5 separate regions of the Mus musculus genome follow, and regions 1, 2, 4 and 5 are each linked to region 3. Evidence: chromatin loops called from intact Hi-C (ENCODE). Cell type or tissue: heart. All regions are shown on one strand. Links, peaks and the distances in the headings refer to the core of each region. The heading gives the core; the rest is flanking DNA. Region 1 overlaps Creb5 (cAMP responsive element binding protein 5). Region 2 overlaps Creb5 (cAMP responsive element binding protein 5). Region 3 holds the start of Creb5 (cAMP responsive element binding protein 5). Region 4 overlaps Creb5 (cAMP responsive element binding protein 5). Region 5 overlaps Creb5 (cAMP responsive element binding protein 5).

What was found. Peaks named below come from ENCODE experiments on the same cell type or tissue, not always from the same donor. Only the 100,000 strongest peaks of a DNase experiment are listed, where the experiment ranks them.
Region 1: it touches region 3 in a loop (3.0-fold over the local background); 7 of 42 quality-filtered maps call a loop at or near these places.
Region 2: it touches region 3 in a loop (1.8-fold over the local background); 5 of 42 quality-filtered maps call a loop at or near these places.
Region 4: it touches region 3 in a loop (1.9-fold over the local background); 5 of 42 quality-filtered maps call a loop at or near these places.
Region 5: it touches region 3 in a loop (2.1-fold over the local background); 6 of 42 quality-filtered maps call a loop at or near these places.

Annotation. Positions count from the first base shown.
Region 1 is chr6:53,511,577-53,518,012 of GRCm38, forward strand. All of the region lies in intron 5 of Creb5 (cAMP responsive element binding protein 5), which reads left to right. Among named protein-coding and RNA genes, the nearest start is that of Gm38814, 21 kb to the left of the region's middle. In heart, for the core only: a CTCF peak has its summit at 3,463 (motif pointing left); no DNase peak of the experiment used is centred there.
Region 2 is chr6:53,646,726-53,653,161 of GRCm38, forward strand. All of the region lies in intron 7 of Creb5 (cAMP responsive element binding protein 5), which reads left to right. Among named protein-coding and RNA genes, the nearest start is that of Gm33392, 57 kb to the left of the region's middle. In heart, for the core only: a CTCF peak has its summit at 3,272 (motif pointing left); no DNase peak of the experiment used is centred there.
Region 3 is chr6:53,287,252-53,293,687 of GRCm38, forward strand. Creb5 (cAMP responsive element binding protein 5) reads left to right here and starts at 52. Exons shown (of 11, transcript NM_001327821.1): 1 at 52-122. In heart, for the core only: a CTCF peak has its summit at 3,076; DNase peaks (open chromatin) are centred at 980 and 1,520; H3K4me3 peaks cover 2,702 bases; H3K27ac peaks cover 1,352 bases.
Region 4 is chr6:53,520,796-53,527,231 of GRCm38, forward strand. The region is part of intron 5 of Creb5 (cAMP responsive element binding protein 5); the gene reads left to right. Among named protein-coding and RNA genes, the nearest start is that of Gm38814, 30 kb to the left of the region's middle. In heart, for the core only: no CTCF peak of the experiment used is centred there; a DNase peak (open chromatin) is centred at 3,136.
Region 5 is chr6:53,504,225-53,510,660 of GRCm38, forward strand. The region is part of intron 5 of Creb5 (cAMP responsive element binding protein 5); the gene reads left to right. Among named protein-coding and RNA genes, the nearest start is that of Gm38814, 14 kb to the left of the region's middle. In heart, for the core only: no CTCF peak of the experiment used is centred there; a DNase peak (open chromatin) is centred at 3,117.

The DNA.
Region 1 (6,436 bases), core at 525-5,524, 220 kb after region 3:
TTCCTTACATTCCCTCAGTGATGGACTGTGATTCGGAACTATAAACTAAAATAAAACCACTTCCCTCCCCTGGTAGCTTTTGGTCATGGTGTCTTGTCACAGCAGTAGAAACCTAACCCAGACACTATTCTATAAGCAAAAGGGTCAATTCAGATGCACTGAGCACCCCATAGCTTCCAGAGATAATGTCACATGGGTCAGTGAGACCATAGGGACGATTACATGGTCTCAGCTTTGCCTCTCTAATCAACTGATGTTGGCACAATAGCATCCACCTCATCAGATCGCTGTGAAGACTCAAGAAAATAGCACAGTGTGGGACAATGGATTTTTATAAGCACTTTTTCATTGAATTCCCATGACTACATCAAAAGGTCCAGGCTATCATTATCCCATTTTACAGAGGAGGAAATGAGGCTAAGAGGGAAGCCCGAGTTACCTGGCAAACGTGTATAAAGATGGAGTGACGCCAGGTTGAGGCTTTGCTTTGACCATTGTGCAACCCTACTAGATGCACTGGTCCATGATCCCACACATGTAGAAAATGTAAATAACGTACACTCTGGCTTATGCGTTGAATGCCTCCCCGGCATCCCCATTTTTGCAAGAAGCTTGTGGCTCCAACTACAAGAAGTACAAGGGGCAAGAAAGCCAGCCTCCTATCTGCACTCTTAGTGCTTAGTAAGCTCAAAGGGGACTAGAAAAAAAGTCACCCTACCCGAGGCTCTCACAGTTGACTTATATAGTCAAAAATGAAGGAGATCCGTGTTTGTGGCTGGAGTTAAAAAATCCCAAAGTGCAGTCAGCCGAAACCTCAGCCAGACGTGAGTGTGTGGCCACACTGGTCATGCAGAATTTCTCTTTGCTGAATTCCATGCAGCCAAGCCTGGCCTCGCTGAAGATCCACAGGGGAAAAAAAGCTATGTGTACTAGGATGAAAAAAACAAAGTGTGATCAGAGTCCTCCCTCATCTTCAGGAATGCCTGGTTCATCAGTGTTGACTTCACGGGCGTCCCTCCAGGAGACTGTGCCATCGGTCTTCTGGTGGTGAGGACCAGCTTGCATCTTCCTCATTGGCTGTTGCTTTTATTAAAATGACGTAGTATTTTAGTGGTTAATCTACATCAGTCAAAAATTACGAAATTAGGAAAGCACATTTATTTTAGCAAATAACTAGTATTGGTCTATGGGGCTATTTAAATCTAGCAGAATGTAAGTCGTCATGAAGCTCCTTGAGTCATTTCACCTACCTTCCTAAGGCTTCTGGGAACAGGCTGTGAGGAAGACCACAGATTCCAGACTTCCTCCTCCTCCTCCTCCTCTTCCTCCTCTCCCTCCTCCTCTTCCTCCTCCTTCTCTTCTTCCTCCTCGTACTCTTCTTCTTCCTCCTCCTCCATCTCCTCCTCCTCTCCCTTCTCCTCCTTTTTTCCCATTAATTTATTAATTCACTTTACATCCTGATCGCAACTCCCCTCCTCTTCTCCCAGTCCCACCCTCACTCTCCTTCCCTTCATTTCCGCTTCTCCTCTGAGAAGGGGAAACCCCCTTGGGTACTACCCCACCCTGGGACATCGAGTTAAAACAGGATCAGGTGCATCCTCTCCCACTGAGGCCAGATAAGGCAGTCCAGTTAAGGAAAGGGGATCCAATGGCAGGCAACAGGGTCAGAGACAGTCCACCCCCTTTGTTAGAGGACCCATATGGAGATCATGCTGTACATTTGCTACATATATGTAAAGGGCCTAGGTCCAGCCCATGCACAGTCTTTGGTTGTTGTTTCAGTTTCTGTGAGCCCCCATGGGCTCAGGTTAGCTTATTCTGTAGGTCTTCTTGTGCTGTTTTCAATACCTCCAGCTTCCTCAGTCTTTCTCCTCACTTTTGCACAAGACTCTCTGAGCTCAGCCTATTGTTTGGCTGTGAGTCTGTGTATCTGTTTCCATCAGCTGCTGGATGAAGCCTCTCAGGAGACAGCTATGTTAGGCTCCTGCCCGCAGCAAGCATAGCAGAGTATCGTTAATAGTGTCAGTGGTTGGCTTTCTCCCATGGGACAGGTCTCAAGTTGGGCCAGTCACTGGTTGGCTGTACACTCAATCTCTGGTCCACCTTTATCCCTGCACATCTTGTAGGCAGGATAAATTTGGGGTGGAAGGTTTTGTGGGTGGGTTGATTCCCCTCTTCCTCCACTGGAAGTCCCATCCAGCTATATGAGGTGGCTACACCAGTCTATCCCCTGCTGCTAGCAGTCTCAGCTAGGCTCATCCCCAAGACTGTTGAGAGCTTCCCCATCCCAGGTCTTATCCTAGAGATGTCCCTCCACTGATTTCCATTCTCTTTCCCAGCCCTCTCAAACCCCTCCCCACACCTGATCCCCACCTCCATTCCTCTCCCTACTCCTTCTCCAGCCCAGTTCCCTCTCTCCATTTACCTCTGATGTCTATTTTATTTCCCCTTCTGAGTGTTTTTCAAGCATCCTCCCTTGGGCCCTCCTTGTTACTTAGCTTCTTTGGGGCTGTGTATTGTAGCATGGTTATCCTGTACTTTATGGCTGATATCCATTTATAAGTGGTTACATACCATGAATGTCTTTCTGAGTCTGGGTTACCTCACTCAGAACGATATTTTCTAGGGCCATCTTATTTGCCTGCAAATTGCATGATGTCTTTGTTTTTAATTGCAGCCTTTCTTCTTCAGAGTGCAAGTATACTAGGAGCTCAGACACTGGGGGGCACATCATTTTATCTCACAGAGGTGTGTGGTTCACCATTTTCTGTGTATTCTAATGGTAGACCACTATGGTAAAGTCCAGCATCTTTGATTTGTAGTCTCTTCTTGGCATACACTACAATGGCTTCATCATTTCTACAATTTGAGGTCCATGGTGCATTGTAATAGTGAATATTTGAAATGATTGTATGATAGAAGAGTACAACTTTCAATTACACTTTTATGATAGGCTCTGGAAGAGTAGCCACTCAGGAGACTAAACTCACTGGCTATTGCTGTATATCCAGCTTTTCTCTGGGCTTGTCACGTTAACTCTTCAACCCTCCCCGGATGCTACAAGGTGTGTTGTTGTTATGACTATCCTCAATATACAAACAGGAACACCAGGTACTAAGTGCAATTTCTTTCATCCAAATCTAGGAGATTGGGTGGAGGCGGGCCTTGGATTTGATCCCTAGTAATGTACGAGAGGGGGGAGAGGGAGGGGGAGGGGGAGGGAAAAAGGAGAGAGGGAATTGAGAAGAGAAAGAGAGGGAGAGAGGAACCACTTTTTTGTTTGTTTTGTTGTTGTTGTTGTTGTTGTTTTGAACTTTTGTGCATATTTCCATTTCAAGCCACACAGACTGCTGACTTTTAACAGGGAGATAGTGAAGAACCTCTGAGTGTATTCAAGAGCCCTGGGCAATAAGCAAGAGTTTATTCTTCTCCATGCTCTATAGAAAGGACCGATAAACAATCAAGCCACACTGTGCTCCCCCTGGTGTTCAGAGGGAGCCTATTGGGGGCCTTTATCAGATGGCTGAGGCTTCAATTCCTTTCTGTTCCTAAGCCTGAGAAATGAGGAGCAGCTAGATGCCAGGACAGGGGTGCCTCTCCTCATCTGTTATTGCTCTCAGGATTTGCAATAAGTTACACACAATTCAGGAGTCTCAATGGTCAAAGTTATTAAAATTTCTAATTTCCTAATATTCTCCTGCTCCCTACACTTGTCCACTCTGCCACACCCGGGCCTTCTGCATCTGGCTTTTCCATATTTCCTTCTTCTTCTTCTTCTTCTTCTTCTTCTTCTTCTTCTTCTTCTTCTTCTTCTTCTTCTTCTTCTTCTTCTTCTTCTTCTTCTTCTTCTTCATATGCTGGCTGCTGGCCCTTGTTCTGAAATGTATGTCACCGTTGCCTTCATACTATCAGCTCAGAGTTTTTGAGAGCCAATGTTTGGAGACCAAAAGATGTAAGATCGCCTTGAGCATTCAAGAAACTTGAACTTGTAGTTTGTTATTTGACAGAGTCATACCATCGGCTAGAAAAAGCATTTCAGCCATGGCCCCCTGCTGCTGTCACTTTGAGAACTTAAACCCATCTCCAGAATGTCTGAATCATTCTTTTGGGGCGGAGCTTGGGCATCAGTCGTTTTTGTACATGAGGTCATCACTGAGAACACTGGGCTAAATTCATCTTTTGGCTCAAAATTGAATACCAAAACCCAGAAAGGACTTAGCTCAAAAATATGTAAAATCCATTGAAATGGCCAATTCTGGTTCCCATGAGTTGTCTCTTAAAATGTGGAAAAGTCGTTTTTGGTATATTGCCATGGTTATTCACTGACTAATAGGAAGGTGAAGTTCATGTCCGTCCTGTGCCAAAGTCTTTTATGTCTAAGAAGTCTCAGTTCATCTACAGCCCAAGGCAAATGAGAGCAAAGAATAGAGAACATTTTGGGAACACTGCTGGCCACATCTTCAGTATTCTGGACATCAAACTTTGTATGTGGCTTAGAACAAAGCAGGGCTGGGGTCACTGTGCTAGTTTGGGGACCGGCCCAGACCTTCATCTGTAAATGATCAATCAGTGGCACCTGCCTTGCACAGTTACGATGGCAGAATGGATGTCAAGGCCCCTGTCACAGGACATAGTGACCCTGTCCTTCCCAGTGATCTGAAAAGCCCAGGAGAATAAAGGGTCCCTCTCTCATTCTCATGGACAGGTCTTCATGTGCCTGTGGTGTGGGTCAAAAAGGTAACTGTAATCTTTCAGAGATATAGGGAAGTGACTCTCATGCCTGTAAGACAGTAAAGGAAACCAGAGATCCTGGGCTTCTGTCATCTGTGCTTAGAGTGCACAAGCCAGATACAGCACATGCACAGGACTCTTGACCTTACCTGTTTATTTACCAAAAGCCCGTTGCAGCCAAGGCCACGGAGCACCAGATCCTCCCAGAGAACTAGCATCTGTCACCCTCCCTGGCCTTCAAAACCTTGCGAAAGATGTTTCTTTTTTTCCCGCAGAAGAACAACAAACAGACCCCGTCAGGGCTAGATACCAGGGTGTAGCACAGGAAATTTGTACTTCAAGCAGGGAAGAAATGGAGGAGACAGCTAGAGCAAGACTCTGCAGTGGCTGCAGTGGCCGTGGGACTGGGGTGGAGGAAAGTAGAAGTTTGGAGAACACATTGCACCAGGACCTACTGAAGAACCTTAGTGTTGAGAAGGCAACTGGAATTGTGGAGGAGCGCAGGTGCCATAGACTCAACGGCAGCACCCGAGGAAGTAGAGGAGCTGAGCTGCCTGCTCTCACTTTTAGTTCACTTTCTGCCGAGTTTACGGCAAAATCAGTTGACATGTCCTCTGCTCTGTTCCTTTATTCAGCAACCATTGGCTAGGTATCTATCACTAACCAGGAATTCGGAGCTAAGAAGCAGGAAGAACAGCCCTGCCTTGTGGAGAATATAGTCTGGGATGGAGAGAGAGCATTAGATAGACACTGGATGTTGACAGCTTAACTGCATTAATAACAAACGAATCTTTAAAATTGTGCTACGCTCCCAGTGTATCTACTCATGTTCTCTCTTCCCGTTTCACCCAGGACAATGGCAACGGCCCTCTGACTTAGGAATCAGTTTGATGGTTGAAATAGAATTTACTGTGTACAGATTCCAAATGGTACCTCTGTTTGTCTGGGAAAAAAATTGATGAATTAAAATTACAGATTGTTGTAGCTAGTAAAGGAGATAGTGCTTGTCAAATCCTTAGAGACACACTTAGCGTACAGTAAGCACCCAGCACAGATTAGAATTCTAGGATTGATGCGCCCGCATATGATAAGAAAGAGAGGCTGAGGGTAGATGTGCAGAGGCAGGTCCTGCAGAAACATCAGTTGACTAATTTATCTCCCCGTTCTCTGCCTCCTCCCTTCCCTTGGAGAGTTGTTCTGGAGTTACACACCCTGCATGCAGGCCAGACAAGCTGTTTAGCTGCTGTCAGCCCCTAAATTCTTCTTTCTGGCCTCTATTGACAGAGCAGAGAGGAGCTGGGGCAGCCAGCAACTCTGGGTGAGCAGGCAGGCTGGCAAGAAAAGAGTTTTTCAGCTCCAAAAGATAGTCAGAACAGTCAGGGGTCTGAGAGATTGTGTTTCTTTCAGTAAACTCATCAGCCCTCAGCAGGAGGCCAATAGATTCTCCTTCTGGGGTAACCTTTGCTACTTGAGGATTGTGTTCTTGTTCCCAAAGGACTGATTTTCTTTAATTCCGATGTCCTGGAGAGCTGTCTTGTTTTCAATAAGAAAAAGTGTTAGTAAATTGCAGCAGTTAATCTTTGTTAGAGACACCATAAGCATGCAGAGGCTCCTCGCCATGCTGGCTTTCCACTGTCATAGGAATACCAACACTGAGTAGTCTCCTCTCAGCACAGAACCCTTGACCAGTGGGAGACTAAAGGGC
Region 2 (6,436 bases), core at 682-5,681, 360 kb after region 3:
AATTCTAGTGGTGGTAATTTCAGTTTCTGTAGTGGTTAAGAACTCATTTCTAGGGATGATGAGATTTTTAAAAAGACATTTTGTTGATATCTCATAAATCAACTTCAGCCACGTCTCAGTCTGTCTGTTGAATGTGCCTTCACACAGTCCTTCAGAGGTATAAATAGCAAGGAGTCTATAGTCAGTCAAATCTCACTTTTACATAGCCATGAATATTGTCATCAAGATAATGACAAAGAGCTGCTCACCTTATTTTTGTTCACGTAGATGACATTGGTCTGATTTGGAATTATAAAACATTGCAGAAAATTCCAAATCAGGCTTTATCCAGCTAGTCTTTGGATATGCTATCTCTGAGAACCTCATGGGTTATGATGGAAGATGTATGCAAAGTGAGAAGAGGGAACCGAGGATGGACATGTAAAGATTTAGATGTCTTGCTTTATTTTTTGTTTGGTTGTTCCTTTTCCAATGAAAGCAAATGTCATCTAATCACATTTCCCTGACCCATAACTTTGTGTCTATGTCCTTTATATTTTTCACTTTTATGGATCCCTGACATGGGTAGACAAGAAAAGACAAAGGACAATGAGTTGATGGTGGTGGAAAATTAGTCCTGGCACTGAGAAGGGGGTCAGAGGAATGAAAGTGGAGAGTTTGTAGAAGGGACCACCACCTTATGTCAAGCCTCCTCTCAACACAGTGTCCAGAATGACTGCTACTGGACTGTGCAGGAAGCCGGGCGCTATATTCACATTGTAGTGGCCCTCACCACTGAACATTTCCTCGGGTAGAAATCACACTGGGGCAAGTTCAACAAAGGTTACTTAGACCTCCTGGGGCCACAGCTTTTCCGAGATATAAACGGAAATCCTAATGTATACTAAATAAGAGGATACATAGTTAGGTTTTAGTATATAAATAAATATAAATATTTATGCATTAGTCCTTTCCCACTGCACTATAAGAATTTCAGGTGTTGGCTTAGCCAGTGTGCTGTTGACTGCATGTTATGCACCAGCTCCTTAAAGTTATTTGAAAATCAAGAGCTGAACAAACAAATAGTCTGACAAAAAGGAAATATTGATTTTTTTCCATATCCCAAGATTTATGTTAAATTCCCCCCTTGGTTCTTGGTGAAATGTCTACATAGCCCTATCAAGCTGTGTCTGGCTCTATATCCAGAAAGCACAAGAGAGGTTACGTCTAGTAGACAAACATCTGAGCCCTCTGTAAGACTTCACTTCCAGGTAATGGCTGCCCCAGCAACTCAGATGGAATGGCCTCTGTGTCTACCTAAGCTTAAAGAAGCCTTTAAGAAGGAAGAGTTCCTCAGACTCCATGTTAGCCAGACTCTTCGCCACTAGTACACAGTAAAAATGGAAGGATGAAATTCATAGCAAAGAGTTCTATCTCTGGGGCGTTCTTTGGAGACAGACTATTTCCTGTTCTTTGAGCATTGGTAGATCATGAAGTTATTACAGGGCGTCAGAGCACCTGTCAAACTCAGAAATGGACACAGAATATGTTTTCAGTCCTGGTGTCTACTTTTCCATCTCTTGCTTGTAGGGTTTCTCTTTAATAAGACAAGGCCAGGTCCAATCCATGCAGGGAGAAAACTTCTAAGAAAGCCATCTGGAACTCTGTTTTGCTTGCCTCTCATGACAACTTTTACAGAGTCAAATGATGTCACCCTTGAGCTGTGCATTCCCATCACCTAACCCCTTTTCAGATCTTGCTGCCCCCTCTTTATTGTCACTGTGACTATGTATACCAGACTAGCTGCCCCCAGTATATCACAGGTAGGTTTCATAGAGCACCTAGGAGAGAGAGAGGGGGAAAGCTGGGGAGCATGAGAGCCCCTTCCATAAAGTCCTGACATGAATTCCTTTACTGAGCTTCATCCTGTCCTTTCAGGAATTTTTCTATTGGCCAAATCTTAGCAAAGTTGGGTGTAGTTTTAACTCAGCAGAACTTCTGTTTGGAGATATTACAGAGTGACCATTTCACTAGAATCTTCCTAAAGACCCCACCATGAAACTCACCTATCATTTGCCTAAGTATTCCACAGTGAGCCTGGAGGACTTTTGCAGAGACTCCGGAGCACATTCTCTCAGAGTTCCCTCCTGTAAGCGGGCACACGCCTGTTCTGCGGCCCTCAGTTTAGGTCCTGGTGGTGGGTATCAGGAAAGCCAGCTAAAGCAGAAAGCTGAGAGTTCATATCGTCTTGATCAATCACAAATACATAGTAGAGGCAGCCACTGAAGTGGCATGGGTCTTTAAACTCTCAAAGCCCACCTCCAGTGACACACTTCCTCCAAGAAACCACATTTCCTAAACCTCCTCAAATTGTGCCACCAACTGGGCATCAAGCTTTCAAATACCCAAGTCTTTGGGGAGATGTTCTCATTCAAACAACCACAGGCCCACATGTCAAGATGTCAAGATACAGACTAGTCTCCAAGTTGTGTGTATCACGGGAGAGGTGGGTCGGTGAAGAAGATTCTACAGGTGTATACCAGGAAACAGGGGACATGAAGTGTCCGGGAAAGGGAAGACCCGAGAAGATACTCCTTAAAAAAACTATTAAAAGTTACCTGATCTATCCTGTGTGTGTGTGTGTGTGTGTGTGTGTGTGTGTGTCTGTGTGTCTGTGTGCATGTACACGTGATGGCACATTTGGAATGTTGATTTACGGAGGTCAGAGGACAACTTTGGGGAGCTGGTTCTTGCTTTGCACCATGCTCCATGGTTTCTATTCAGCAAGCACTTTTACTGGCCGAGCCATCTTGCCCACCTGAGAAAACACTGCTGATGATTTTTTTTCCTCCCCAAACTCTGTAGAGAAGGTGAAAGGTTCCTAGAAGAGGCCTCATCTCTGAACTAAGTCATAACAATTACCCTACTACGTTAGAAACTTTGGAGCAGGAAAGAAAGTTGAGTGCCAGAAACACAAAGCTGTCCTTGGGGTAGAATGAGTTGCTTTGTAGTCAGAGAGCTCTTCCTGGTCAGAGGACAAATGGGAGACCTTCTAAGGGCTGTGTGGGTATTCTCGGGACACCTGCCTGGGCTCTCCTCTAGCTTGGGTCCCACAATTGCAATTTTGAAGCATTCATTTCCTGACAAGCATTCAGAGGGTCCTACAAACCCTGAAATTTGCTTTGAAGTCCAATCAAGATCCACCATTTACAATGCTACCTGGAGAGACCCCTCCCCTCATCAGATGTTAGCCATAGGCTATCTTCTCAGAAGGAAGTGGTTTCCACCTACTGGTAATATCTGAATATGGCAGCCTTCATTGAGGATGGTCTGCAGTCTCACACATCTCCCCAGAAGCCTCTTTCTTCTTCCAGAATATTCCAAAGATTCTATCGTACAAACCCAGAGAGTATTGACATCTAGCCATGAGTGCAGAGTCAGACCTCTGTTTCACTTAAGGAAGCATGTGTGTCTTTGGTTTGAATGATAATGATTTAAGATGTGAGATTCATCTTCTTTGTTTTCTTTGCTTTTATTGAAAATCAGTTGGATACATCATCCGGAAGCTGTACTCTCATTTACAAGATACATGTTTTGTTTGTAAGCCTTGCACGCATATAAAAATCAAAACCAACTAACCAAACAAAGAACCCGTATTCAGGAGTCCCAAAGTCCCTGTTGGGTGGAAGTAGTGAAATAGTCTAGCTAACTACATTTACAAGGGTGGAACCAGCCCTCAGAGTTAATTCCTTATTAAGAAGCACCAAGGAAGGGTCCTGGGGGACCTGACTGACATGCAATTTTCTGGTCTCCATGGGGACAACTGAAGAACAACCCTGACCAAAATAAAGAGGCTCATTATGTGGTTGAATGGGACAATTCAGGAAGATGGAAACTGGATTGAACTTAAAGGATGAGTAGGGTGATCGGCTCTCCCCTCCAGCATAAAAGCCATAAATTTCCACTGCACACAAGGGGCCTGTTGGCCATGTTGAAAGGACAGCAGGCAACAGTGTGCCCAGAGAGAATAGTCACTAGCCAGGGACTGCTGAGGACCTGCAGCAATTTCTTGATCTCCTAAGAGCCCCATTCTTACCCCTGCTCAAAAGCTCCACAAAGAGGCCAAGGCAGTGGAAAAGGGCAGCTGTGAGTGGACAGAAGAGAAGAGTCCAGTTAACACACTGAGGCTTTCGCTTCCAGCCAGTCCATTCTATGTTTAGAACAGAGCTGCGGATGCTGGCCGTCTGGAGGAGTGAGCTCTCCTGGTCATCTGTGGAAGCCCATCATCTTGGGGTATCTGCATCCACAGACTAGAAAGCTTATCCCTACTACAAAAGCCACCATCGGGAAAGTAAAATGCCATACCTTAGAGCAAAAGATTTGTAAGGACTCTAAGTTCTGCCCCAAGGCATCTTCCTTGGGCAGGCGTCCCAATTCCAGTGAAGGAGATAGAAGGAACCATTCCTTTTTAACGAGGTGGTGCACTGTGGATCCTTCACAATGGTCCACATTTCATCCCTTACTCTACTCACTGTTTGGGTTTTCATGACATGAAAAATAACCAAGTAAAAGAAGAGAGAAACCGGTTATGGCAAAGGTGGTCACATTCGTCCACAGCAATGCTAGAAACTGATCAACCACTCACTGCTGCTCTGTTAAAGTGAAATCAAAGCCACACTATGAACAGCACTTTTTACATTTTTCTCTCTGTGGTAGGTAAGTTGTGTTTCATGGCAGGGAGAAAAGAAAGGACGGAGGGAAGGAGGGAAGGAGGGAAGGGAGAGGTGATGAGAAAAAAAGGAGGAAAAGGGAGAGGAAGAGGAAATTATGTAGCAGTTAAACAGAAGAGGGATGGGAAGAAGGGAGTATGTGGGGTGAATAGTACAAACTCTTTTAATTACAGTGTGGGTACTTTCAGAGGATCACACCACAGGTCTCTGAATTAACTGTGAATGTGAGTTACTTGATATGTGTGTCCATGTTCCCAACAAATCAAAGCAGGGCAACTAGATAAAAAGTTAATTGATTGTGTAATCTTCCCATAAACTAAGTGCATGCCAAAGTATCACATAGCACAACTGCAAATCATGCAGTTATGTTTGCCGCTCTGACTCCAGTGATGCTGGAAAGCACTGTCTATATGTTGTTAAAGCATCAGATAGTCTCAGGACCAAAAGGAAAGCTCTTCCACTAGGGTCCTCCTTCAGATCAATCACCTACATCTTATTTACTTTCTGTCCTGTGAAATGGTTGTATGAGCTAGTCTCCAAGGCCATGATGGTTCATAGAGAAGCATGAATGGGGCTCTTCCTTCCGGGGAGAAATGCAAACTTGGAGTTCATGATCACTGTCTCCCAAACTTCCCAGGGGAAAAAAATTCAGAGTCAATGTATGTTTCCTTGTCGTGGGAGCCATGCTGGAATACGAGGTTCACAGGAGATTTGGGCTTGCCTTCTGAACCCCTCCTGATGGAACATGCTCACAGGTGACTCTGAACAAGTTGTTTCTCCTGTGAGGACCTCTCCCATCTTAGCTTGGAAGATAATGACACCTGCCTGGTGAGTTACTGTGTGAATATGTGAAATGATTCTTACTTGGTCCTTGGTACATGTGAGAAGCCAGGCAGCCCTTCCCATACCCTGCTGTTTGGTGTGGGCATTTTATGTATATCCCTTCCAGAAACTTCTCTGTGTATTTTTACATGGTAACTGCCTAATTCAACAACAAAAAGTATCTGTGTAAAGGCCCAGACATGGAACTTCATAATGTTTAAAGCATCAACTGCCAATTCTCTGTGCCTGTAATATCTAATTTATAGCTCCCTTGGGTGTGTGGGTGTGTGGATGAAAGGTTGAGGCTAATATCACAAGAGAAGACTTTTTAAAAAATTTGTCACTTGTTTCTTTGGTCCCTTAAGAAAGGATTCTGTAAGTGTGTTCTTTGACTGAAAGAGCATCCCAGCCCTGCTCTACGTGGGTGATGTGTCAGTATTTTCTTTCTTCCTCTCCATAAATTTCTCATGAGAGAAAGTCACCCTTTTCTCCTTGGCCTGGTGAAAACTGGACAGCAAGGCACAGCTGGCTGTCCCCTGAAGCTCGCCCACACTTCGAGGCAGCCGTCTGGCTTGGCAGCCAGGTCCAGCTGTGAAGGGACACAGGGTGGTTTCACTTCTAAAAACCACCTCCTCTGAAGGCAGACTGGTGGAGTCTCCTGAATTTGGCAGACTGTCTAAAGAGGGACTCCACTTCAGACGCTGACTAGGGACCTGGTGGCTTTCACTTAAATCAAACTCTGACTAATAGTTAAAAGGCTGTGATGGGCGATCAGTCACAGCCAAGTGACAGGCAGGGACAGGCTGAGGGGCAATGGCTGAGGTAAAATTGGGGGCAGGCAGCAGGGAACCTAGGACAGCTGCAGAATGGGAAGCCCAGGTCAGCAGCAGCAGAGGTGGGAAGCC
Region 3 (6,436 bases), core at 764-5,763:
CCCACGTGACGTCACCGGGGGGGTGATGTAATGCACTCTAAATAGAATGTATTGTAATCTTTGCTCAGTCCAACGTGGTCCCTTCACCCGGGCTCGGCTCTTGCCTTCTCCACACTTGTTTGGTAAGTTCCTAAAAATACGGCGCGGCCACTTCTGGGCCTTTTGCATTTAGCCACTTTCGCTGCACTTGCCGCGCGAGCCGACTCCGGAGCGTCCTTGTTTGCAGGGGTTGGTTCATCGCTGCAGCCGCGAGGTTACTTAGTCCAATGGGCAGGTCACAGGGCAAGGAGTAGAAAGGATGCGATGCATTTTTTCCCCCTTGATTTGTGTTTGTAAACACTTTGGCGGATCAGAAGGAAGTCCGGCCCCAATTGCTGGTGGACTGTGGAGTTGTGCTGTGTCCTGTAGTCACCCAGAGACCCCACGCCGTGTCCGTCCCGGAGCGCTTCTTGGTGATTGCTGCGCCGTGCGACTGGAGGGATGCTGAGTGGAGCCAGCGCCGTGTCCGACCCAGTGTGCGTGCGTGTATGGGAGCGCGCGTGAGTTTCCCTGACACGGGGAACAGTTATGAATCGGGGGTGTATGTTTGCCTCCAGAGCCCCGGCATGGTGTGGAACCCTTCTGAAGTGTGGTCAAGCGGCGGTGGTGGTGGCGGCGGCGGAGGCGGCAGTGGTAGCAGCAGCAGCAACAGACCAGGAACCTGGAGCCTCCTCGCATCCCGTTTCTCAGTGATGCAGCGGAACCCCGGGAGAAAGTTAGCAAACTTCCAACCGTTGCGGCAAAGTCGCCTGGTCACCTAGGGGCAGCCGAGCGAGTTCGCAGGGGGTTCTCCCTCTCCCGGGTGCCCAGCGGCCGCTGCCAGTTCTCGCGACCGGCCGCCGGCTGCAGCGGGAGGGTCGGTTGCCTTGGAGGGGGACTTGACTTTCGCTCCAGGCGCTCCAGCTCGAGAGTGCTCCGCAGCCCTCGCCTTCACTCCTGCAGCCGCCTCCCGCCTCCGTCCCCTTTGCGCTGGCACTCTTACTTCTTCCGGGCTGCTGCCCCAAATGACAGCTGGGGCCCGAGCCGCACTGCACCCAGGCGGTTCTCAGGACCGGGCGACAGAGTCTGCCTTTGAGCCAGATTCTTTATCGAACCGCTTAAACTTTTCACAAAGTTCTTAAAGGGTTGAGACAAGCAGACACCGCCCCCACTAAGCCACTTTAGAGGGACTATAGCCCGCTTTAATTTTTCATTTATTTTCTAGTCATAGATTTATTTCCAGGGAGTGTCTAGTAGAAAAAGCTCCAGCTTTCCCTGGACGAGTGCCGCCCCCACTTGATGCTGGTTCAACGCTGGGAACTAGAGTGGGCTACTTGTACATCGTTGTCAGTATCAGCAACGCTTGCTTGGTTTTTTATTTTTCCCTCTTCCTGACATGTGTCAAAGAATAAAGGCTGGCTACAGGTCCATTACGTCATTCTGCAGGCCAGTAAGTGTTTTATTAAGGGCTTCAGATATTCAAGGGTTTGGGGGCTCAGAATGCTGTCAAAGCAACTATGCCCCCATCCCCCGGGGCAATTGCGGGTTCTCTGGACACAGCTATTGCCCTCTCTTTCCCTACCCCTCTTCCTCCATCCCTCTCCCGCCCACCTCGTTATCACTCGGCCTGCCCCCGCCTTTTACAGTTTCCCCCAGGGGGAATGCTGTCCCAGGAGTGAGCTGAAGAGCTTCTGGTGCCTGAGCGAGCTCAGTACCTGATGAACGCTCAATCTGCCCTTTTCTATTATTTAAGAAAGGCACTATCCAGGCCCGTTTTTCCCACGCGAGAATGTTCAGCCTGGATAGAAAAATCCCTGGAAAGGTTTAGAAGCCTTATATGCTAATAGCTTGTGCCTGCAGTGACTTAGGAAAGCAATAAGCCACAGCTAAGAGCCCAGAGCCCCGTGAACCGAGCCTAGGAGAAGGATGAAGGACCTGACTAAATCAGGTTTAGCGGGAAAGGATCTAGATTTGACATTTTATTTCCAAAGTCAAGGAAGTGTCTGAGAGCTGAAAGTACCATACAACACTTTGCTGCTGCTGCGCGCGGTACTTTCTTATCCTTATCCTTGAGTTTCTATGTTTGTAGAGGAAGTTAAACGCCCAATTTAGAGAACTGAGTTCTTCCCCACTTGCTCTTTAAAAGAACACCAGCAGCAAAAACACCACCACGTGTGACTTGTTTCGGGGACAAAGAGTGAAAACTTTTGGGCGTGAGTGAATAATGATAGCAGAAATCCAGTAAAAACAGACAGAGGCAGAAGCTTTGGGCTGGGGGACAAGGTGTTTGAAGGCGTTTTGATTTGGAGATGGAGGAAGCTAAGTAGAGGAAATTTTATGTTCTAAATAGGTGGCATTCTTGAAGAACACGTGTTTGGTTATAATTAGATCTACTTTCTCCAACATACTCTGGCCATAGAGCAGGCTTTGTGGAGCTCGTGGCTGGAGATCGCTTGACACCCCTTCTTCAAGTTTGTGGCAGCATTATTTATTGGCATCTAGCGATGAAGTGGCATAAGTCTCCTATGGGAAGCATGGGCATTGAAAATGTTAAAATTCTTGTTTGTGATGCAGAGACCTAAAGGGGAAAATGGGCAGGTCACGGGCCCTGGACAGTGTGATTAATGATCACTGATTTAGTGATCAGTGATTAGTGGTTTTATTCAAACTGTTACCTCTGACCAGAAGCACACATCAGAGGATTAACAGGCTCTTTAGATAAATGCTCATTAGTGGAAGGGGAACAGCAAAGATAATAGGCATGCACCCAGGGACAACTTTCGAAGAAAATCATTCCCGTCTTCAGAATAATAAGCTCTGTTAACAGAAAGCCCTTTTAATTTAAAACTTGCTTTTATCTTGTAAATCAAAGTTAGATGTAAAAGTTTGTAGTGCCATTATAACCTAAATTTTCCCATATCCATGAGATGTGGATTATCCCAGTAGCGATATTTTTTTTTATTTAAATAAACAATTGGAGCTTTAGAGTGGCTGAACCCTGACAAGCTTAGCTCCCAGGGCTGGAAGGTGTCCCCCCTTCACGCCTGGAGACTGCACTTTGCTAACTAGATGGCGCACTGTTATTTGCTGTCCTGTGCTGCAGAGCAGTAGAAAGAAACTGAGCATGTAGCTGCTTGCGAGGTGTTCTTCAACACAACAAAGTTCATTCTTTGTGGGATTGGAGGCTAGACAGTTCTACAAGTTTTTAGTCACATTTTCCATGTCAGTTAAATCTAGGGAGTTGAAGGCTACTGGAAAAATCAGTCTCATTACTAAAAGGAACTTAAAGAAGGAGGGAGGGGAGAAGGTACCAGAGTCCACAAGATAGGTCGGAGCTGCAGAGTGACTGCTAAGTGCCAGGCCTGCTCTCTCTTTAACTAAGAGCTAGTCCACAGTCTTCTGGTCTAAAAGACTGAGTAATCAAGTACTCAAGAACTTGTTTCCTTTCTGATCTTGCTGGTTAAAAGAAGTTACAAGAGAGAAGGGAAATTTCTGATCTGGAGACTGCAGGAGGCAACACCGTGCGGCTTGACTCTTGCAGCTATGGTAAGAGCATGCCCATGTTTCTGGAGCAGAGAAAGCCCTCACAGCAGTCCAGATGAGTCTCATACTGCCACAGACAGGACTTGGAAATGGAGTTTTATCTTACGTATATTTGTATGTGGTGTTTTGTTAGTTTGCTGGGATCAGTAGGATTTTGTTTAGGTATGTGTGTGTGTGTGTGTGTGTGTGTGTGTGTGTGTGTGTGTGTGTGTGTGAGAGAGAGAGAGAGAGAGAGAGAGAGAGAGCTTTATTTCGGAAATAAATTATGTTTACAATGCTGTGAGCTGCTGTGGGGAAGCTATGAAGAATGGAAAGCAAGGTGGCAGGTAAAGATCTCTTCAGAAAGCTTTCTTGAGTCACTTTAAGGAGTACTTGAGTTTTAGCAAGAAGGCAAAAGAAACAGTAAAGATTAAAGGCAAAACAAAACAAAAAACCATGTCCACACTCAAACTTAGATACAGGCTCCCCTAAAGAAGGATGTTATTGATTAAATAGCAGTTTTTACTTGAGTTTAAAACTCTAAGATAACAACTCACTGCCTTCTCACCCATTTTCTCATTTTCTGTTGTTTACATTGTTTTTATATGAATTTCATATTTTAACTCCTCATTTTTGTGTAAATTTTTTATTTTCAAATCAACTAAGAGTAAATACATTTGCTCAGCTGATAATATCTGCAAGTCATATTTTTTTAAAAATATAAATAACTGATTTCTATAAATTACCTGTCAGGCAAAAGTAGTCAGCTTTTTAGATTGTTCCTACAAAATATGGACGCTGTGCCTTTCTTTCTATTTTGCTTTGATGTTTCAGCCTTTGAGTCAATGGCGGAGTAAATGGTGGTCTGTTAGACACTTCTCCTGTGTAGCTTTTCATTTGTCAAATATTCTTACTGGGACTACTTGCCAGTTTCTCACGCCTGCATGTTCAAAACAAGTCAGAGTTCTTCCACTGCAACTTTTACCAATGTCACATTTCCAGTCGCCTGATTTCTTCCTATGACTTTCTTTTTAGAAATCGGAGACCATTGGAGTGTTCGTCTTAAGTTGGGAATTGTTTGGTAGGAGTCTGGTGGTCCTTGCCCCTTCCGCATGTGAACCGTGTCTGTGCAGTTGGTTTTCTTCTGGTTGTACTGATAGATTGGAAATGGGATTTGAGCGGTGTTATTATTTCTGTCATCTTTTCTTTTCCTCTTCAAAGCAATGCTGTTAGTCACACAATTAATGTGATCGAGCCTGGTGTTTTCCATCTATATACTGCTTTTGCTGCTTGCAAATTGGATTTCTAAGGAAATTTAGGATTTTTTTTTTTTTGAGGCAGCTTTCTTGGAGGAGCCGGACAATGACCTCAGTCAATTCCTTATCTTGTCCAGTTTGACTGTTGGTGTGTTATGGGAATGAACCAAGGGCTTTATACATTGGTGCTTAAACATTTAAATTGAGAACTATTTCTCCAAATTCTGTTTAAGAAAATGATACCATTGCGATAAGGAGGCGCAGAGAGAACAGCAGCCTTGAATACGCCTGGAAGATAAACTTTCACAAAGAACCTCTTCCGACTGCTATTTGTCAACTAAAGTGTACTGTTTTGTCACCGTGCTTTACGGAGGGAGCTTGGTACTTTAAAAAGGACTAATGTGCTTACTAAATAATTATTAGATTTAGCAATTAAGAAAAGACAGCAATTAATGTATTTTTAACATTCATTATTTCTATAGTTAGGAATCACAAATGATCAATTCAACATAAGAAAATTTTTAGAAAGAGGGAAGGCTCCTTAGGAGCTTCCAATTAGTGGTTACACTCTTCTGAAGACACCGGGGAAATTTTTGAAAAGAAGACTCTGGGACTTTCAAAGAATTCCGAGTTCAGGGAAAAAGTTCTGAATGCCTGCAAAGTGACATGGGATGCCAAGTGGCTTTTCCTACAGGTTCACTCCCTAGTCTCCCCCCCCCCAACCCCCACTTTTTTATCTGAAAAAAGAAGTCAGGAATAAAAACATTGATGTGGATTTGAATATTGCAATTGGTTTCTTCTATTTTCTGAAGATTCACATTTCTAATCCCTGCCCCCAAGTTAACAAGAATGGGAAATTACCATGTTGGCATTTGACTTGACCTGATTCCTCAGGGAGTAAAGGGACTCTTTCTTACTCAGCCTAGGGACTGATGGTGGATAGAAACTGATAGCTGTATATAGATGCTGGAGCTAGGGAGAGACTCTTGGTCAACCCCAAGGCCTGGTTACATCTCTTAGCTTGTCCAAGGCCTATGCCAGAGACAGGAAACCCGGGCTGAATGCCTGGCCCCTGTCTTCAGCTCAGATTCTCTGTCTGTCAGGCAGGCTGCCTAAATGCTCTTGTCATGGATGCATACAGCAGAGGCCAAGGCTTTAGAAACCTTTCTCTCATTAAGCCTTTTCACAGACAGCCTTTCAAAGACAGGTTTCTAAAAATTAACTTGACTGCTTTGAACAAACAACTGTAGTTTCTAGTCTATATTTGCATATATATGTATACATATATATACATATATACACACACACACATATATATGAAATATATGTATGTAATGCTGATTTTCCTAAAATCTTTTAAACTGACTTTTTTTTTTTTTACCTTAACGTCTTCTTCATGCTTACACTAAGTCTCGCAAAACCCAGATTATTGAAGTTTCATTTGAGAACACAAACTGGGCAGAATTAGAATGGTTGACAAGTCTGTCTCAGCATAAAGCAGGGGCTTTCTTTCCTTGTCTGCATCATCTCTAAGGAGAGGTTCTGAGAAGAGAGAGAAGGCTTAAAGTTTATATTCATCACCATTCTGTCGAGCAGAGCAAGTGCTCTGCCCTCTCTCACTCATTTACTTTTGCTTGGCA
Region 4 (6,436 bases), core at 555-5,554, 230 kb after region 3:
TTCATCATTTATGAAATGATGGTGTATAGTTTTCATGTGTATGTTTATCATCTGGTCAACCTTCTCCATTACTAAATAGGTACCATAAAGTCTAAAGCATTCTCTCGCCTGTTCTGCATCTTCAGTTGGTAGAATGATATCTGTTGTATAATGAGCGCTCAGTGATCAAATGAGGAATGTTTCCATACATAAGGAACGTTAACTTTTCTATGCCTTTCATCATGGTCCAGCTACTCTAAGTACTTTAGACACACTAACTCACTTAATCCTTTTGAGAAGTACATGACATAAGCAAGGATTTTCTGATTAATAAGCCAAGGTAAGGTGTTATGCAGCACTCACATTAAATGACACTGGTAAAGCAAAATGCATTGTATGCTGACCTAAGTTTTTAATTAAAAAAAATACATAAAATAGATTAAAACAGGTAGATCAACTGACCAAGGCACAGAAAAGTCAAATAATTTGTCTCAGGCCAATAACAAACAAGTGCCAGTATTAGGATTCAGTCTCTGACTTGCTAACTCCAGAAAGAGCATCTTTACCCTCTATATTGACATTCTTTGTGCCATAGCTCTATCCAAAAAGAAATGTTGGCAACCAATCAAAACAAACCAAATAAACAAACAAAACTCTTTCACAATGAAACATGAGGGGCTTGACTCAAGGACTTGGTCACACACATGTATGCTTATGTGTACGGACAAAAATCTGGCACTGTGAATATTCTCTAGTTCAGGGCTCTCAATCATTAGGGGTTTCCCCCCACCTCAGAAAACACCCGAGGAGAAATCAGAGAGCACATCTCTTCTATCAATAAATGCCATGCCACTCTATGCAGAGTGAGCAAGGCAGGTGGATAACAGTGGTCATGAACTTCCTCAGTGTCCTTTTGATGTGTGAACACGTTGAGCACAGTCAGCTGTCGAACTGCCAGTGTTGGGGAGGGGACCCAAAGCAAAGGATAAGAGCAGAGGCAAACCAGGGCCTTGTGGGCTTCTCCAAAGTCATCGCCTAGAGAGAAATGACTCTGAGCCTCTCTGACCTCACACTTTGGCCACATGTTCTCAGGTCTCATGATAACCATCTTGCTGCCACCTTCTCTTCATGTACCATTGCTCTGCCTATAAAATAAGGCCAGAGCTGAAAGTCGGGTAACGAGGAGGACTCTGCCTCTTGAAGAAAGTGTGAAAAGAAAAATCAATGAGCCCGTCTTCCTGGCACTTTGATCAGTAAGATGCCCAGAAAAAGAGTGGAGAAAGATGACTGAGAACATTTCAGAGACATGTTTTTCTCAGAGGTTGATCCTGTTATTATATGTGTGATCTTGGTGTTTCCTATTCTAGCCTTGCACCAAGTTTTCACACAAATGTCTTTTAAGCACAGATCTTCCATCTGGCCCCACTCCTGGACAGTGGTCAGCAGCCTTTGAGTCTAGAGAAGTTTCCTTTAAAAAAAAAAAAAACCCTGTTTTTTCTTTTTTACTCTTAGACCACTTGATCAGATATATGCAAGTTCAGGAACCAAATAAAGTGTTTATTTTTCAATGGGAAGGTCAGAATACATCCATGTTTTTGGATACTTTTATTTTAAATACAGTGATCACAATACAATATTTTATGAAGTAAAAATATTGAAATTATATATTTCTATATCACTTTGATACTTTTATTTTTAAAAAGATTCTGGGTTCTATATCAGTAGAATCCATTTTCACTATGTTTTCTTGCCTATTTCAGATGGCCCCAACTCCCCCCTGCCCAGCTGCTGCAGATCCTGGGGAGTCTTGCCTTGTGTATCTTGTCTTTCTGCCTCAGTTGCAGAACTGATTTTCCCAACTTACAGTGGGACTTCTAGGAACTGGTTGCATTTCTCCACGGATTGCTAGCCTAATGGCCTGTCTACTCCACTGTGTTCTCACCTGACTCTCTTACTTTGGCCCACTTTCCTTTCTGAGTGTTGGTCTGGATGCCTAATACACTTCTTTAATTCTGAATTTCACGTCTTGTATGATTCTTGTCAATATTACTGTATCCTTTCCTAGAAGACAAAGACACTTCACCACTGAGCTCTATGTCAATTAGGAATCTATTTGCGTACAATCAATCAATCAACCAATCACTCAGTCAAATGATAATGATGATTTCTCAGGTCTGTAAGTTTTTGGATTTTTGTTTTGTCTTGGATATTTTCTATATACTCTACCTTACACTCGCTGATCCCATTTCATACTTTCTTCTCTGTGTTGAAGAGGGATCCATGGTTTTGAAGGAGGCAGGAGGGGTGACAGTATGAGAAATACCTGACATTTGTTGGTCACTAGCTGGTCACCAGATGCTAGGAAGCACTTGCTATGTACCTAAGTCAGTAGACAAGTCTTGATATTTCTGTCTTTTTGGTCATCCCAAAAAAAATGGGTCACCAACCTGGGCCAGTTCGCTTTATGTCAGCTTGACATAAAGTAGACTTATCTGAAAGGAGGGAATCTTGATTGAGAAAATGTCACCATAAGAAAAGGCTGGAGGACATTTTCTCAATTGTTGATTGATGGGGGAGGGCCCAGCCTATTGTGGGTGGGGCCATCTCTGGCCTGGTGGTCCTGAGTTTTATAAAAGGTAAAGCAGACTGAGCAAGCTATGAGGGGCAAGCCAGTATGCTTTACCTCTGGATCAGCTCCTGTCTCTAGGATCCTGCTCTGTTTGAGTTCCTGTCCTGATACTCCCCTCCCCAGCTTGCTTTTGCTCATGGTTTCATCACAAACAGAAACCCTGACTTAAGTCACCTTCTGACTGTGACTGCCCAGATGGAAAGCTGGACTCTCTACTTTAATCGGCCATGTTCTATCTTCAGATCACCATTGTGCCTCTTGAGAAGTCTGTGGTTTGTATTTCCTGGCTTAAGGGTTTTGTGTCTTTAAACCTACCCACTTCAGCTTCTTACTCCATAGGATCTCTGTCGTGAACTTTTTGGAAATGCATTCATTCATTCACACTGTTTGCAGTTGGAAATCCATTCATTCATGCACAGTCACATTCCAGATCCATCTATGCCAAATGACAAGGCTCTCCCCGAACACTTGGCAGTCCACCTGGCAATTCCAAAGTGTCCCCAAGCCATGCCACGTCCATGCAGCTTAGAGCTGCGAGCCAAGCTTTCTAAAGAGATAAACAAAACTTGTCCAGCAACCTGTCAACTGAGTATGCCAAAGGTGACAAATAAAACCAACAAATCACCATTGAGCAATAAGATCACAGGATTGCAGAGCTGGCTGGAAGCTCAGATGTGTCCGTTCCATCTACTTCTTCACTGTTTCCTCGGTTAACGTACTCTTCTTTTACTTTCGGATTTCAATATTTTTCAGTGTTGATATATTCATGCAAGGCTCTTTACTTGAGAAAAGCAAATGAGGCGCGGTAACACACAAGTTGTGGTCAAACACCCTGATTATGGTGTTTGCTTACGGCATTCTCCCCGAGGTCATGTCAGAGCCTGTCTGCTGGGGGCTGGAGAGATATAAGCCTACAGAGGGAGCATACAGCCCTTCTGGCTGGACTGTGTTCAGAGGATTTCCCCATGTTACCTCCATTGCCTAGGAAAGGACTGGGGAGCATTCTACACTCTGTGCCACTGGTGACTTCCTCAGCAGTCCTGACTTAACAGAGGAGTCATCACGCAGTAGCAGCCCTTTTTTCCCATGCAGCACTTATGTCTACTAAAGGAAAATAGCTTGTTTCTATAGTTATTTGTTTATGGTCCCTTCTCCTTGACTATAAATTCCATAATAACAGACATTATGTCTACCTGTTGTATCCTGTTGTTTCGGGATAAATGGCCACACTCATATTTAGCTTTTCACTTTCAATTATGGCCTATAACCTGACCGTCTGTGTTCTGTATGTTGTTTATCACCTTGGAAGGTCTATAGTTTTCTTTTCCTCTTCCTCTCTACCATGCCTGTCCTGTTCAAGCCCTCATCACTCTCTGGTCCTCGCTTCCCTCGGACAGTTAGTGCTATGTTCTCCAAATGCACATGGGTCCCATGTGCTTCCTTTAGTCCAATACCATCCTATACTTTTTATGTGCTCATTTATTAATGTGTTTTCTCTGGAGACAGCTTTTTTTTTAGAAGATTTTGTTTTCAAAGCTGAGCAGGAAGATTTTTAGCAGGCTCTATCTGGACTGCATTGTAAGCTCCAGGCTAGCCAAGGTAGCTTAGTGATACCCTGTCTCGAAATAAAAAGTGAAAAGGAGTCTAGAAATATTCTCAGGGACGGAACTCTTGCCTCGTGTGTGCAAGGGCCTTGGGTCAATCTCCAGTGCTTTGGGGGGAAAGCAAAGCAAAGCAAAACAAACAAAAAGTGGAAGACTGCTGTTTGCCTGCCTTCCAGTGTACAGCTCAGTACAATAACTTGTTCTTGAGATGACTAAACACTAGTGAAGGAGACTAATAACAACCCCCAACATTTGCAGGCTTCAGTTAGGTTCAGTGATAGAAAGCTTGTATAACATACCTACAACTCTTAGCTTGACCCCAGCCTGGTGAAAGTTGCTGAAAAGCAAACAACTTCAATATGAAATTATAACTTGTGACAACCCTCACTTTGAAGACAACAAGAAGGTTATTGTAATGGAGACTAATGTGACAGAGTGAGCTGGTGGGTGGCAGATGAGTGACATGGTTAGGCATAAAAGATCAATCTCAAATGACACCACAGAAGAGGTTGTAAAGTCACACAAAGACTAAGAGGGAGGGAACCAATGGTAGGAGTGCTCCTGGGGCCCCTGCTATGTCCAGCCTTCTGATGCTGCATCCCCTGTTGTCATCTAAGAGGTTCACACTCCAGAATTGTGCCACCGAGTTATCCGCAGTTTTAAAAGAAATGCCATGAAAGTATGTTTACAACTTTAAGTCAGGCTGCATCCATAGTTCTCCTTGACAAAGTGTGGCTGCTTTCAGACACAAGGGAATCATGCTAGGGACCGGACATGCCTAGAAACCTTCGTCTATGAATCAAGGTTGTTCTCATGAATCCTTCTTGTTGGAAAGGTCATACTGTTGAAAGCTGGTGTCTAATGGAAGGTGCTTAGTGCTCTGTGTTTTGAGTTTGAACTTTAAATGCCATGGTGTTTTTCCCCAACTCTTAGTGCATATCTTCCACATGGAAGAGTAGCAGATGCCATATCTGGAAATGAGAAGTTTAACACAGACGAGAGCTCAGCACTGAATGATCATTCAATTATCACATTGTATCAAATCTTTTCTGAATTAATGCACACCTCTAAGGCATTTCATTATTTGCTTCTGTCACTATGAGAATTTCATCTTTGGGAGAAACTATTGATTTATGATGTTTAATTAATGGTATTTCTTAGACTTTTCCAGTAATCTTTAAAATATTTTTTGGCTTGTATAGACTCAGTAAAAGGGTTCTTGTGAGACATACTAGCAAAGATATGGATTGACAACCTATAATATATTATAGCCACTGTAACCTTGTTCATGGTTCCTGGCTTAATCCATATTACTATTGTAAAAAATACACAAGTGCACACACACAGACACAGACACACACACACAGAAACACACACACACACAGAAAGAGAGAGAGAGAGTTGCTTAATGTTAAACATGAGAAAATACAATTGACATTGTAGCTTCTGTATCAGGTGATAATGTAGTCTATCTTCAGATTAGAAATTGGCCAATGTTACATATGAAAATCCCCAATGAGAAAATTTACTGGTGTTTTCATATAAAAAACAAAGCCCAAAACATTTATATGTATTAGTGTTTTGCCTGCATGTGTATTTGTGCACCATGTATATGCAATGTTCACAGAGGCCAGAAGAGGGCATTGGGTCCCCTGTAACTGGAGCATCAGATGATTGTGAGCGATCATGTGGATGCTGGGAACTGAACCCAGCTTCTCTGGAAGAGCAGCAACTGCTTAGCCATCTCTCCAGCCCTTGAAGTATTCTTTCCCCAATTCCCACTATAAATCAGAAAACAAAACCTGAAAACTCTAGAATAATGCTTTAATAATAAGTGTTCATTGTAATTACAGTCTACTTATCACAAGTGATGTTTATTATTTACATAAATAAGTAGAAACGAGTAGGAAAATTTTAAAAATAAAATTAAGTTAATTTAAAATAAAATTCATTATTTATACTATAGTATATAAAATTGAGTTTAGTTTGGAAAATCCAGACCTAGACTCTGAGCCTGCACTCATTTTTTTCTTTTTCTTTTTTGATGTTTTTATTAGAATATATTACTAAAAATTTGGTTAGAACATGAATAGAAACTACTTTGCAGGTCTCTCCCCAGGTACCCGAGAAGTAAGGAATATCCATTCCCTTTGTTTCCTAACTATAGGAGAGGAAAACCAGCAGGTCAAACTTGTCTGCAGTACACTTTAGCCATGATTCCTTT
Region 5 (6,436 bases), core at 550-5,549, 220 kb after region 3:
CAGTAGCAGTCAGCTTCCCAGGTGTTTAGAAGTAGTAATGAAATGCCACATTTGAAGCCAGTCTTCTCTAGATTGAAAATTGATTCCCCAAAACTGGGATGTCTGATCACAACTTTATTTTATTTTATTTTTTTATTTTTTTCAGTTTCATATTTTTATTATATATTTTCTTTATTTACATTTCAAATGTTATCCCCTTTCCTAGTTTCCCTTCTGAAAATCCCCTTTACCCTACCCCTCCTCCTGCTCCCCAACCCACCCACTCCCATTCCCAGTCCTGGCATTTCCCTATACTGGGGCATAGAACCTTCACAGGACCTAGGGCCTCTCCTCCCCTTGATGACTGACTAGGCTATCCTCTGCTACACATTCAGTTAGAACCACAAGTTCTACCTTGTGTTTCTTTGAATGGTGTTTTAGTTCCAAGGATCTCTGGGGGTACTCTTCCTCCTATGGGGCTTCAGACCCCCTGATCCCAATTTTAAACACAAGAAAGAAACAAGGAACGAGTGGGAACTGGAGGGAGGAAAGTGGAGGGATAATCTCATGTGTACTGTGTGGAAGCATCACCTGTCAATAAAAAGCTAATGGCCAATAAACTCAAGCACAATTAAAAGGTGGGGCATCCAGTGGGAAGATAAGAACTCTGGGAAAAAGTGAGAGGCCAGAGACTCATTGAAGTCAGTGGTTGAAGCTGAGGAGAGGTAACTAGCCACGTGACATGCATAGAATAGTATAAACAGGTTAAACCCATCTCTAACTGGGGAACAAGCCTAGTCTATGGCCTAGGCATTTTTAATAAATAATGAGCCTCTGATTGTTATTTGGGAAAGAGTGTAAGGGTGGAAAAGCATGAGGTTACAGAGAAAGAAGAGGAGGGGAGGGGAGGGGAGGGGAGGGGAGGGGAGGGGAGGGGAGAGGAGAGGAGAGGAGAGGAGAGGAGAGGAGAGGAGAGGAGAGGAGAGGAGAGGAGAGGAGAGGAGAGGAGAGGAGAGGAGAGAGGAGACAAAGAAAAGGGGAGGTGGTTAAGGAGAGAAAGAGGGGAAGCAAGGGAAGACAGGGACAGAATTGGAGAGGAGAGGAGGGGAGGGGAGGGCAGGGGAGGGGAGGGGAAGAGGGAAGAGAAGAGCAGAGGAAAGCAGTTTTCATACTTCTTCAGGTCATCCTCACAGATCTGATCAGTGTTTAAGATGGATAAAACCTCTTTGGGTTTAAAGCAGCATTGGTAAGACTTAAATTGCAGATTAACCATTAAGAAATAATTGGATAGAAAGAAAAGAAAAGACATTATTAAGATGGTCAAAAAGGCACTTATTTAAATTTGTTGCTAACAGGATCCTATATGTTATGAGATGAATTCCCCAACAGTTGGTTTCTAATATGAGTTTTAGGATGATGTCAGTGAACTCTAGACTTAGAGCCCCAGGGATCTTCGATCCTAAACTAAATCCTGCTCAGTAGAAGTAGATCCTGGTATAAGATTTTGGACTGTTGAGTTTATTTATATTATTATATATTTTAAACAAAGATTTAGGTTATTTCTGCCAAGTGTATAGTTGAACATACCAATCAGTGAAATAACTAAAAATTAACAGGACTGGGAATCTAGCTTAGTGGTGCACGTCTAACAGGGCCCAACCCTATATTCAGCCCCAGTACAACAAAAAGGAGTTAAATCACCAGTGGGCCAGCCAGGGCCACATCTCTGATTTAGTTAGTGGTACAGTAGTAGGATTAGAGGAAGCCTGTGCTTAGGAATGCCGGAAAGTGAGTATGCTGCGTCTTTCATGTGGAGGTTGTTGCCATGGCATCTCATGAGGAAACTGGCTCATAAGGAATCCCTTTTATTTCTTAAAGAATAAATTCTGCCTGGCCCCACTCCACTTCATTGATGTGTCTAGCAGTACTTCAAGGGAATTCTATCACTAAGGAAATGGCTATAGAGTCCACCTTCTCCATGAGGCCATGCCTGCTGAAAGCCATACCTCAGCATCCCCAGTTGCAACACATGGAGCTGGTGTATAATGAGGAACCACCTTTATCTCCAGAGTGGATTCTCTCATCTTATAAAGGAGCTCAGAAGAAGACGCTTTTGAGATAAATGCCAATCTGGCCTTAGCATACATTCAGTAAATGTCTACATCCATTTTCCTTCCACACCTGGCCAAAGCTCCTCCCATTTTAACTTTCCAATTAGCATCAGTAACTCTCTTTGCTTAAGGGGACAACTTCGGCAAATTCCAGAATTTCATGATAAGCCAACTCAGCTTTGGAGTACGACTTCCACCATGCAAGTGCTGTTTCAGGAGAGAATGTAATGAAGAAAGGGAAGGTCTGTGGTCCAGCTGGCACTGAAGAACACGGCAATGTTTGTTGGCACTGACATTTCATAAGCCCACAAGAAGTCCCCAAAAGATTTTCACCTTAAAGCCCAGGCCCAAATTTGGAAAGGAATTCTAATCCAAAAAGTTGTGTTAAATTTCTACTCCCAAAATCATTCAGGATGATGTAGACATTTCCATGTGCCTAATATGGGTAGCATTTCCCATGGGCCCTCAGAACTGAATGGCTTTCAAATTGTGCAGCGAGTCCAGGGTACTCTTTAATGATACCCAGCTAAGAATCAGTCACAAGGGACAAGTGAATCTTGGCTGGTCTTGGGGACTCAGAGGGTCACGGAGAATCCCATGTCTCTGGTTGAATAATGTTTACCAGCTAAAGTCGTTTGCAAAAAATATAATTGGCATGTAGAGTTGTTGAAAACTACTGAGAGCCAGAAAGTTGGGGTTATGATAGCTATGTAGAAGGGAAAGCATTTACAGTATTCCTTTGACCAAAAATAGATTTTAAACACTATACAACCACAATGGAATGTGTCCATTTGTTCCTAGATGGGTTGTCTCTCATTCTCGTGTTTAGGTCATAGTTATTTGTAGATTCTCATGTGACAAGGTCTTCACAGACTAAATTCAGTAGTGTCACCTTCTGAACAAAGCAATCCCACACACTGTGGTTTTCTCCTGTCCAATTTGACTTGTTTTGTTTCATGCTGCCTGTATCTCTAGCCTCTGGTCCAAGGTCAGCAGATTGAATTCAACTTCATTCATTTAAAAGACTGATAAATTCATGCCAGCACATGATCTCACCCCCTTGAGTAACACAATGTGTCTACGCTGGACTGTGAAGTCAACCTCTAGATTTGAGTGTTCTATGTGACCCTGGAACCACACCTGGGCAGCAGAGTGGTGTCATCATACCACATGTGCATTCCAATGTGTGAGTTTGTGTTTTAAGGCCAAGATGTCTCCTGAGATGAAAAGAAACACAACTGACTGAGTTATTGATTTAATTCAAGAAGATCCTATAATCCAAATAAAATAGGTCCCCAAGTCCCAGGGTGGAATTTCCTAATACTTACAACCAGTTTGTTAGCCAATAGATGGTTAGGAAATCTCAAGTGGGTTTGAATTGTACTAAGACCAAAAAGATCTTATTACCATAGTGGAGATGGTCATCAAGTAACACTGAAATGAAGTCATAGTTCTGGTAGAGCATTGCTTCCGAGTGTACCAGGTTTGAGATCCTTGTGCAGGCAACAGCTGACATGTTTGTAAATGAAGATCACATGAGAGAAGGGGGCAAATTCTTCTTTACAAAATGCTTTCTTGTGTCTCTTCCTCCTCCTCCTCCTTTCCCCCATCTCTCCATCTTCAGTCATTTATGCCCTTTAAAATATTCATTCTATCAGCCATGCAAGGAAACTTTGTCAACATCTAGCCACCAGACTTGACCTCTAAGGCAAGTATTTACAAGGCTATGAAGGCACACGCTAGAAATGCAATGAAATCCAAAGTCCTAGAAAAGAGCAAAGAGGAAATTGCACCATGCTCTAACTGCCAGGGAGAAAAGAACAGTAGTGACATTCCTAACAGTCTTATTAGGAGTCCTGGGTACCTCACGTGTGCGGCACTGCTTCATCCTCTCCTCAGCCTCTTGAAGCAGGGTCTGCACTTATTTCCATTTTATAGGAGAAGAAGCTAAGAGCGAGTGATGTTAAATGATGTTTTTGTGTTCACACAAAGCCATCCTAAGTCACTGTCTAATACCTATTTAAAAAAGAAGTTATTTACTTTTTTTTTATCAGAAATAAAATGTAGGGAATGAGATGGGGCTCTAGGGTCAATGCACAGCACTACAAAAAGGTATATATGTTTAAGGTACATATGTTTAAGGTACATATGTTTAAGGTATATATCTTTAAGGTATATATCTTTAAGGTATATATGCCTTAATACACAAGCTTGCCATGGAAATGCACATGTGGTATGATAGCACCCTCTGCCATCCAGGTGTGGTTTCAGGGTTACACAGAACACTCAAATCTAGAGATTGACTTCACAGACTATATATATATATATATATATATATATATATATATATATATATATATATATATATTTATATTTATATATTCTTAGTTAGGGTTATCATTACTGTGATGAAACACGATGACCAAAAGCAAGATGGGGAAGAAAGGGTTTATGAACTAGCAGGCAGAACTGATACAGAGGCCATGAAGGAGTGCTGCTTACTGGCTTGCTCATCTTGCTCTCTTATAAAATCCATCAGTCTGAGGGTGGCACCACACACCATGGGCTGGGTCCTCCCACGTCAATCACTATTTAAAATGCCTAACAGGTAGCCTACAGCCATATCTTATGGAGGCATTGTCTTTGTTGAGGTTCCTTCCTCTCTGATAACTCTAGGTTGTGTCAAGTTGACAAAAGCTGAACTAACCAACCAATAATAAAATTACCACACAGTACAGAATATGCACACAGAGACCATAGATGTGCACACATATAATCTCATGACAAACTTCTTTTTATCAAAGGATTTGACCATGTGATCGACTCTGGACATAGTCCAATATTTTTAGCCAGAGTTATAATAAGATTCCTTTTAGAAATAAGACTCACAGACCAAACCCTGTACCATCTATCTGAAAGGCCACTTTTCCCTTTGTGAGGGTTAAGTGGTTGCCCCAGTCCAAAGTGCAGTCCACATTCTATAAATGGCTATTACTCCTCTGTCTGACTCACTGTATGCATTACAGCAAAGTCACTTACAGATCAACTTATTTTTAGAATCTTAAAGAAACAGATTCTATGGAGTGTTTGTTTCTGAGCAGAGACTAATGCCAGTGAGAACACATCTAGAGAAGTTACTTTGCTTTCATTGGTTTCCCTTGCCACCGGCTCTGTTATAGAGAAGTCTCTGCAGGTTAAAGTTCATAAATTACCTAATAGCAGGTCGACAAAACTCTATGTCAGCACCTTTGTTGTTATGGGCTTATAAGAGGACTTTTGAATTTGAATTAAATAATGTATCAGAAATGTATGAAGAGTCAATATTCATAACGAGACTAAAGATTATGTTACTAGAATCTACCTTACAACTTTGTAAGACTGGGACCAAGGGCGATGGCTCAGCGGGTAAGAGGGTTCACTGTGCAAGCCTGATAACCCAAGCTTGTGTCCCAGAGCCCATGTAAAGACCAAGATGTACTGGCATGCCTCTGTGGTCCCAGCGTTCCCAAGGTGAGAGAGGAGATGGAGACAAACGAATCACCCAGAAGCATGAAGGCCAACAGCCTTGGACCAGCTCCTTAAAACTGTCCCATGACCTCCACAAGGACAATCTAGCATGCATGCACTCTCTCTCTCTCTCTCTCTCTCTCTCTCTCTCTCTCTCTCTCTCTCTCTCACACACACACACACACACACACACACACACTTGTGCCCACTCCCACCCCAACAACCACACATATGTTTAAAAAAGTATATCTCCAAGATGAGAACATTGGGAATACCAGCACCATAAGAGTGACAGAGATGATGGTGACAGCAAGGCCAATTATGAGAGATGACGGTGACAATGGTGGCAGCGAGGCCAGTCATCACAATGAGACGCGATCCTGGATGCGACATGCTGCCCTCTGCAGGCATTTAATCCACATCATTTAGGTTTACACTCGCACAAAGAAAAATGTGAATGTAAATGCAAAGGAATGCTTAGGCCAGTTGAATAAGCGAAGGAATATATTCTCCATTCTAGTCAGGGAATTCTTAAGTCCAAGGAGAACTGCATTTAGTAACTCATTTTAATTTTATTTTCTGAAAGAAAAGAAAAAGAAAAAAAGGAAGGACCTGGCTAGGTATAGTGGAGGAGAAGGTTTATTGTAGATAAAAGGGAGAGTTTGGGATGAACTTGACCCTGAGCCAAGCCCTGTCAGGAGAGGGGGAGGGGAGAAGGAAGAGGAGCCACTGACCAAGAGACCAGGAAGATAAAGGGTAGACTAAAAATGTGCCAGAAAACCAAAAGGGCTGGATAATATAGGGAAGGGCAGTTGGGGGAAGGGCAGTCCAGCCCCTGG